Regions from separate parts of the Homo sapiens genome. Here region 1 is linked to region 2. Evidence: chromatin loops called from intact Hi-C (ENCODE). Cell type or tissue: Panc1. All regions are shown on one strand. Links, peaks and the distances in the headings refer to the core of each region. The heading gives the core; the rest is flanking DNA.

Evidence for each region. Hi-C counts contacts between places; a loop is a spot of excess contacts. Peaks named below come from ENCODE experiments on the same cell type or tissue, not always from the same donor. Only the 100,000 strongest peaks of a DNase experiment are listed, where the experiment ranks them.
Region 1: it touches region 2 in a loop (4-fold over the local background); 1 of 110 quality-filtered maps calls a loop at or near these places.

Annotation. Positions count from the first base shown.
Region 1 is chrX:142,997,387-143,001,795 of GRCh38, reverse strand. No RefSeq gene overlaps it. Among named protein-coding and RNA genes, the nearest start is that of SPANXN4, 26 kb to the left of the region's middle. In Panc1, for the core only: no CTCF peak of the experiment used is centred there; a DNase peak (open chromatin) is centred at 2,668; H3K4me3 peaks cover 658 bases.
Region 2 is chrX:142,942,794-142,947,202 of GRCh38, reverse strand. No RefSeq gene overlaps it. Among named protein-coding and RNA genes, the nearest start is that of SPANXN4, 81 kb to the left of the region's middle. In Panc1, for the core only: no CTCF peak of the experiment used is centred there; no DNase peak of the experiment used is centred there.

The DNA.
Region 1 (4,409 bases), core at 331-4,330, 55 kb before region 2:
CAAGGCATTTTTTTGTTCATCGCTCTGCCTCCATATACCACCCCACTTGGTATTTCTTTTACGTTTAATTGATTCACTGACTTTGTCAAATGAATAGCTTGTTAATGATGAGGTTTCAATGAAAGTATCCATAATGTGAGCCAATAGCGTTTGCTACGTAGTAAGCACTTGACACATCTTTATTCAATGAAGGAGCAGTGATGCACAGGGCTTTTTACAAGGCAAACTGCTTCAGAGACTGCTTTCCTAGCACCCAAACTCATTGATCTATCATGGGCAGACTCACACTAATCAAAGTCACAGAGAATGTGGTCTAAACCAGAATGCCAATTGATTTCTTTATCATGGTATATGACAGACTCAAGGGACTAAAGCTCTTCTTTCTTTTAGTTAACACATATTTAAGGAGCACCTGTGGGAGAAGTTAAATCAAATTCACAAGGTTTCTTGGTGAGTATGGCATCAGAATGAGGGGAGAAGCTAAATAGCTACATCAGATATGAGCCTGCCACTACAATATAAATATATCTAACATTGGTAGCCTTCCTGGACCAGGGCAGCCTGTCTCCTGGACTAGGATTAAATGGGTGCTGAGAATTATTCTTTGATAACCGTATTAGTTATCTATTGCTGCACAACACATTATACAAACTTAATACCTCAAAACACACACTTACGATTTCATAGTTTCCATGAGCTAAGAGTCTAAGCATGTCTTAAATAGTACTTCTGATCAGGCTCTCACCTAGGCTGTGTTCATTTCTAAAACTTGGGGTCCTCTTCACAGGTCATGTGATTGTGGCAAATTGAGTTTCTTGAAGTTGTAAGAGTGAGCTCCCCTTTTCTTACTGATTCTGAGCAGTGGGCTGTTCTTAGCTCCTAGAAACTTCACATAGTCCCTTACCATGTGACTTGCTTATAGGCCCTCTCACATGGCAGCCTACATTTTCAAGGCCAGCAGAAGGTCCTCTCCTCCAATCTGCTAAGACAGAGTCTTATATAAGGTAGCCATTATAGGAATGACTAGCCCATCACCTTTGCCATATAACTTAATCAAGTTATGTGATTATCCCTTCATATCCACAGGCCCCACCCACACACAAAGGGTGGTGATTATGCAGAGTGCCTACACCAAAAAACTGGAATTTTGGAGACCAAGTTAGTATTCTTTCAACCACAGTCACTCTCCTCGTTTTACGTGGTATACGTTAATGCAGTGGTTCTTCCTTCTCGTGGCAGAGTATAAATATTTGAAGATTTTTCCAAGTACAGATGCTTACATTTCATCCTTAAAATTCAGATTCAGTGCATATAGCAGCAGGACTGACCCACTTACAACTTTAAGCCTTACGTAGGTGGTCCTGATGAGGAAATCACTTGAGCTCCTGTTCAAGTTCTGAAAGCAGATCCGTATGCTTCTGAATCCTGATTTGAAGTTCGTAATTTACTAGCTGTGTGACCTTTGGAAACTCATTTAGTTGCTTGGTTGCCTTATCTGTAAAATGGGGCTGATAAAAGAATAACTTAATCTCTAGTTGTCTCACAAACAGACTTAATTACACCTATGCATGGAACATATGCATTAGCATATATGCCTGGCACATAGCAGGTGTTCAATTAATGTGGCTATAATTATTTGAGTTTATGGCTGATACACTTTCATTCTGATGGACAGTGAAAGCTGAGAAGCCTGCATTCATTACCCATTTTGTTTCTTTAAGGTGTCTCTGTAGACTGCCTATCTCTCCTATCATAGGATATTTTAGAGTTTTATAGTTTAGCTCATGGAGTGTAATCTCATATCCAGGTCCTGAATATGGAGGCAGGGAGTTGGCAAATACATTTTGCCTTCGAGTCTTGTGTATAGTAAGATCTGCCATTCCAATGGTTTGCCAACACGTGGCAGCTCAGAAACCTCTAGTTGTTTTTCACCTATTTGTTCACAATATACAGACCTGAATCATTATTTTATATCTAAGCCTAGTATGATGGTAGAAATTTTTTGTGTGGACAGAAGAAGATATTTCTCCCAACACACTAACTGATTTTATATCTAATGTCACACTGTCTCAAGATTGACAGCCAATAGAAAAACTGGCCTGACTTACGAATGATATAAAATCCTGCTATATTTAAATTATCCAAAAAGTTGTTCACTCAGATCAATATTCTGCTCAAATATAAGACAAAGGATTTTCACTCAGTGAAAGTCAATTTTTAAACACTTAACAAAGTCTAAAGTCTGTCTGAAGGCATTGCGTAACAGTGTCAATTCCCTGTTGTGGCGACTCACTAAATACTTATTGACTGAAAGACTTTTTGATTGTGACTAAATCCCATACTTAAAAAAAGAAAAGAATTTAAAAAATCTGTTTCAGTACCTAACTCCAGAGGTCCTTCTTGGCCGGACCTAATGTAGGAATCTTGCTACAGACGTTGTGTGAGAGGTAAATCAGCATAATAGGAATGGCACTGTAGTAGATATCCGGTGTCTGAGACCTGTGTTCTGGTTTCAGCTTGGCTATCTTCTAGCTGGTTTAAATAAAGGGAAATGTCTTAACCTTTCAGAACTTCAGTTTCTTGTTCTATAATATGGGGAAATGCTTCCTGCCCAAGTGATTCAGAAGATTATTGTGAAACTCAAATGACAGCAGGTCTGCAAAGTTCTTTGTGGGTTGTAACATGCTATGTAAATGCTGCTACTGATGACGATAACTGAAGAGTTCTAAAACAATCGTGATGACTTTAAGATTTCAATAAATGTGATAAATGCCATACAGCTGAATTATTTCCATCAAGCCAAAGAGATGACAGAGGAAGCTGAGGTCATTTCACTTACGCACATCACAATAAGCACATGCTTCCATTGTTCAACCGTGTCTGACTCTGAAAATGAGAATTTGCCATCACGTGGGAAGAGCTGTGTGGTGATAGCTTTGAGGTTGGTAGAACTCTTGATGTGCCGCTTCTGTGGCAGTGTGCATACTACATGTTCATCAAGATTTTCTTTTATTCCTGAGAATATAGGAAGACAGCATTATCCAAAACTCCCTTCTCTTCATTTCTTAAATCTAGAAGTTACTGTGTTACTGAGTTTTGGGCAATGCAACGTGTATGTATGGCAGTACTGTACACCACTTTCATTTTTGACTTCTACAGTTCTCTGTAGGATCTTCTACGCTGTGCTCTCCAGCACTTACCTCTGTCCTTGTGATTGGAAGTGGAGAACTCTGACATGGAGAAGTGGTGCCCACTAGGAACAGCTTTGGATTTGTACTGAGGGGGAGATAAATATTTGTTATGTTAAGACACAGGTTTTAGGCTTATTACACTGCCTAATATTTATTGCCCTGATTGACATAAATGCTCAAACTTTATAGACTGTGCTGTATTTTGTTGTCCTATTTTTGACGACTATTCAGACTGATACTTTGTTATTAATATTTTTCCCATAGTAAATTCCGAGGTTAATTTGGCTTCTGGAAAGATATAGCTCATATTGTCTATTCATGTGTTCAATCAGGTCACATTCCCAGGGAGCAGAAAATCATAGAACTTCAAGTATGGAAATTTATAGTCATCTAGTCATTCGTCTCCCCTCAACACACACACACACACACACACACACACCCCAGTTTCGGGGTGTAGCTGCCACTATCATGCCAAAAAGAAAAATAAGGCTGCTTAAGAAATAGTTCAAAAGAACTTTCATTGATACAATGAGATGCATAACCACTGTCTGTTCAGTTTGCAGAGGTAGTTTCATCTTTTGTGCGACATTGAACAAATTTCTTATTTCTCTGAGCTTCAGTTACTGATTTTTAAAACGAAAGTCCTGTTTTCCTCAAAGATGATTCTGAAGGTAAAATGAGAGGATGTGTATGGGAATAGAAAATTATAAATGCACATATCCATGTGAATATCCAAATCCTGAATATGCGCATTTATAATTTTAATGATTAATCAATAATTAAAGTATTTTAATGATTAATCAATAAAGTATTTTAATGATTAATCAATAATTAAAGTACTTTAATGATTAATCAATAAAGTACTTTAATTATTAATCAATGTACTTTAATTATTAATCAATAGTTGTCTTTATGTGATATCATGCAAGTTTGTTTAGATCCATGGTCAAAAGTGGTTTCAATTTTGTATCAAATGCAGATACCAACTCATATAATGTATCACTCCCTTTTGTTCATTGAAATTTGGACAAATCAATCAGAAAAAAATACCCAAAAGCAAGCAAATAGATTTACTACCAAACAAGGGAATTATATAGTATAGTGGATACAAGAATAGACTCTAAATTAAGAATGCTTTGGTTTTATCTGTAGCATCACTTGTCACTTGCTGTGTGACTTTAGACAAGTTATTTCTCCACCCTGTAGCAATCTTCTCAT
Region 2 (4,409 bases), core at 292-4,291:
TATTTTTTGGAGAGACGGGGTTTCACCGTGTTAGCAAGGATGGTCTCGATCTCCTGACCTCATGATCCGCCTTCCTCTGCCTCCCAAAGTGCTGGGATTACAGGCGTGAGCCACTATATTACTTTTAAAGTCTTAGTTTACATTTAAATATCTTGGTAGAATAATCAGACAATCACAATAAGTTAGAAGATGCTGTCAGTGCCCTGCCAGATGTCCTCTCACAAGCAAGTGCGCTCTTGCCTCTTAACTGCTGTGAGTGCTGACTGCTCAAAATTGATCCCTTTCTCCAGTGAATTACTGTCTGCCACATAGAAGCTACCTCCAAGTTGCACCCACAGACTATTCTCTACTTATAACGAGGCTACTTCTCTTCTGTAGCGCATTTTGTGCTTCAGAGCTGCCCTTGGGATCACACTGAATGTACATGAATTTGAGACCATATTCTTGTTTAACAACTTCTTTGGCCCTATTCTGCTTCTCTCTCTCTTTCTTTTTTCCCCTCTGAGGACACTTCCTCAATAATTACTTGGACAAGAATGTCTGTCTATCACACATTAAAGGTTTACTTCTAAAAATCCCAACCTAAGGCCACCAACTAATATTTAAGGGGGTTACTCTATATTATGATATGCAATTCACTCTGCTGATTGCCTTATATATATGATGTCATTTAGTCGGCACAACTGTCTTATCGTGTATGTAGTATTATCTCCATTTTACAGGAGAGGAAGTTGAGAGAAGTTCCTTTCCCAAGTTTATAGCATTAATATGTGATGCAATTGGAGTTTAATGAATTAATACTATCTTTATAACTGAGGAGAATAGAAATGAACAAGACACAGTTCCCACTCTCAACAAGACTTATACCCCACAAATACATAAGAACCACAGTTTTAGAGATAGTTTTGATCTTATTGACAGAAATATACCAATACAAAGGTGTAGCATGCCTCCATATACCGGAAAACAGTCTATAGATTTTTGTTTTTACTATATTTGTGTGAGCCTATTGCTCAGTTCTATATTCCATTGATTCGTAAGTCTACACTTTCATCAATTCCACATTACCTTAATTTCTGTAGTTTCACAGTGAGTCCTGAACTCAGATATTGTAAATCCTCCAACTTTGTCCTTTTAAAAAATAGCTTTGACTTTTCTAATTATTTTGCACTTCCATATATATATTTCAAAATTGCCTTGTTGATAACTATTTTTAAAAGCCTGTCAAGATTTTGATTAAGATTACAGTAAACAGATTTGATTGAGAAGAATTGATATCTTCTTTGATTTTTTCATCCATATTTTCTATTTTCAACCTATGGAGCCTGTTCATGTTTTGTAAAATATGAACCTGGGTTGAGTTTTCGGGGGGGTATTATTGTCATGGTATTGTATTTTTTAAACTGAGTTATAATTTTTAATTGCTGGTAAATAGAAATATGGTTTACCTGTATATATTGATTTTTATATCATGTGGCCTTGAAAAAAATCACTTTACTACTTCTAGGAGCTTTTCCAATGATTTTAAAAGATTTTCTTTTGTACACAAACATGTCATCTGCAAAGAGGGACACCTTTATTTCTTCCTTTCCAATTTATTGCTTTAACAATTCTTTTTTCTCCCAGTAAATTCTTACAGATTTTGTTTCTCTGAAAAATTCTAATTTATTTATTTAAAACGTTTTTACTAAGTTGACAGTAGTTTTTTCTTTCCGCACTTTACAGATTTTACCCCATACTTTCTAGCTTGCTTAGTTTTATAAAGAGCTGTATGCTATAAGTCTATTCATCTGTATGTAATTGTATTAGTCCACTCTCACACTGCTATAAAGATACTACCTGAGACTGGGTAATTTATAAAGAAAAGAAGTTTAATTGATCACAGCTCCACATAGCTGGGAGGCCTCAGGAGACTTACAATCATGGCGGAAGGGGAAGCAGGCAGGCATGCCTTCTATGGCGGCAGGTGAGAGAGATAGTGAGGATAGGAAGCAATTTCAAACACTTATAAAACCATCAGGTCTCATGAAAACTCACTCAGTATCATGAGAACAGCATGGAGCAATCTGCCCCCATGATCCAATCACCTCCCACCAGGTCTCTCCCTCAACACCTGGGGATTACAATTCAAGATGAGATTTGGGTGGAGACACAAGGCCTAACAATGTCAGTGATGTTTTCTTTTTATCTGAAAACCTTTAATATTTTCGTTTTGTCTTTCTTTTTAGCAAACTGAAAATGATACACTTAAATATGTGAGTGTGAATTTGTGTATTTCGTTTATTCTATTTCGTGTTTTCTGAGCTTCTTAGCTCTGTGCTTTTGATTATATCATTAAATTTGTAAAATTCTTGGCCAATTTTTTAAAAATATTTTTCCTTCCCTATTTTCTCTCTTTTTTTTTTCTTGTACAATCTTAAATATGCAAATATTAGATCATTTCCTAATGTCTCACAGGTTTTGGATGATATGTTCTGCTTTCTTTATAGTTTCTTTGTGCTGCAGTTTAAGTAATTTTTGTAGGTACATCTTTGAGTAAATGAATTACTTTCTATATTGTGTTGAATCTAGTGAGGTTATTGTACTTTGCATGTCTAGCTTTTACATTTCATTCTTTCTTATAGTTTCCATTTTCTCCGTTAAAATTACCTATCTGATCTTAAATGTTGTCCACCTTTTTAAAATAACTTTCAGCATATTAATCACAATTATTTTAAATTCATTTTCAGATACTTCCAACATCTGTATAATATTTGAGTCTGGTTATAATGATTTATTTTACCCTTGGGAATGTTTTGTTTTTCTTGCCTATTTTCTGTTTCCTATTTTTTTTTAAACCAGCTCTCTTTTATAACACAGTAATGATTGCGATAACCCTTTTCAAATGCTTGAAAATAGGGGTACATTCTCTTTTGTTAGATCTTTATTACGGATATTTAAGTTAATCTAAATAAGAGTTTGAGGTATGTTGTTGCGAAGTTTGTACTCATTATATCCAGTCTTCAAATATGTTTAGAAAAACCCATGTTTAATATAGGGATTGGTTTGCCAGTGGATTTATTTTTCAATATATCGTCTAAACTCAGTTTTAAGTCTTCTCTTTGCAATGCGTCTTAGTGATCTATGTCTCTTGCAAGTTACTTGCTACTTGACACTGTGCTTAGTGGTAGGGGCCTGGAATGAGAATGCATTTTTTCGTTTTACTACTTAAATTTTAGTCTTAGGCAGGCATCTTGTCTTTACTGAGGGCTTGGTAGGCTTGTTAAAGTGGATTTAGGGTAGTCTTTACTCTAGAGCAGGGATTGGCAAACTTGTTTTATAAATAGCCTTGTAGTAAATTTTTTTCGTTTAGTTTTGTGGGCCATAGAGTTTCTGTGGAATCTACTAAACTCCTCCATTTTAGCATAAAAGTTGTCATTAACAATACATAAACAAATGGGCATGGCCAGGCTCCAACCCGTTATTTACAAATACGAATGACAGGCTGGATTACACTCAAGAACCATACTTTTTCATGTCCTATTCTAGATGATGGCCTTTACACATAAGGTTTAGGCCTTCTGGTGGCTGAGCAAAATCTGCAGGTATTAATGATGTCTATATTCTCTGTCTAGGTCTGATGTCTAATATGTCTATAACTACTCTACCTCTAATATCTGTTTTCCATTACCAACCCCATAGTAGCTATTTTCTGGTAAATCTCACGCAGACTCATTCTCTGAATGTGCAGCCCAGCCTTCAGCAAGTAACTCACAAGGGACACTCATGGACCTCTGTAACTCCACCATCCTTTCCTGCATGGCATTTTCCTTCCCAGTATTCTGCCCTTCAAACATTATATGCTTTAATTGCTACAATCTCTGAATTCTACATCTTCAGATCAATAGGTGGGCCACGCTGTCCTTTGACTCCAGCTCATTGGTCTGCATTAAGAAAACATTCCTATAGCAGAGACAGTAGTAATAGTTCCGATTCTTCTGGTTCTTTGTTGATGACTTATTTTTTTTCTAAAACATGTGCATTGTCTTAGGGCATATGGGCTGTTATAAAAAAATACCATCAACAGGGTGGCTTACAAATAACAAAAATGTATTTCTCACAGTCCTGAAGGCTAGAAAGTCCAAGATCAAGGTACTGGCTGGTTTGACATCTGGTGAAGGACTGTTTCCTGGTGTATAGGTAGTACCTTCTAGCTGTGTCCCCACATAGTGGAAAAGGGGAAGGCAACTTTCTGGGGCCTCTTTTATAAAAGGACTAATCTCACCCTCATGATCTAATCACTTCCCAAAGGACCCACATCCTAATATCATCCCATTGGTTATTAGGTTTTCAACATAAGTATTTGGCAGAGCTGGGTAGGTGCAAACATTCACACCATAGAAGAAATCTTATGTATTGTGTTGTAACCC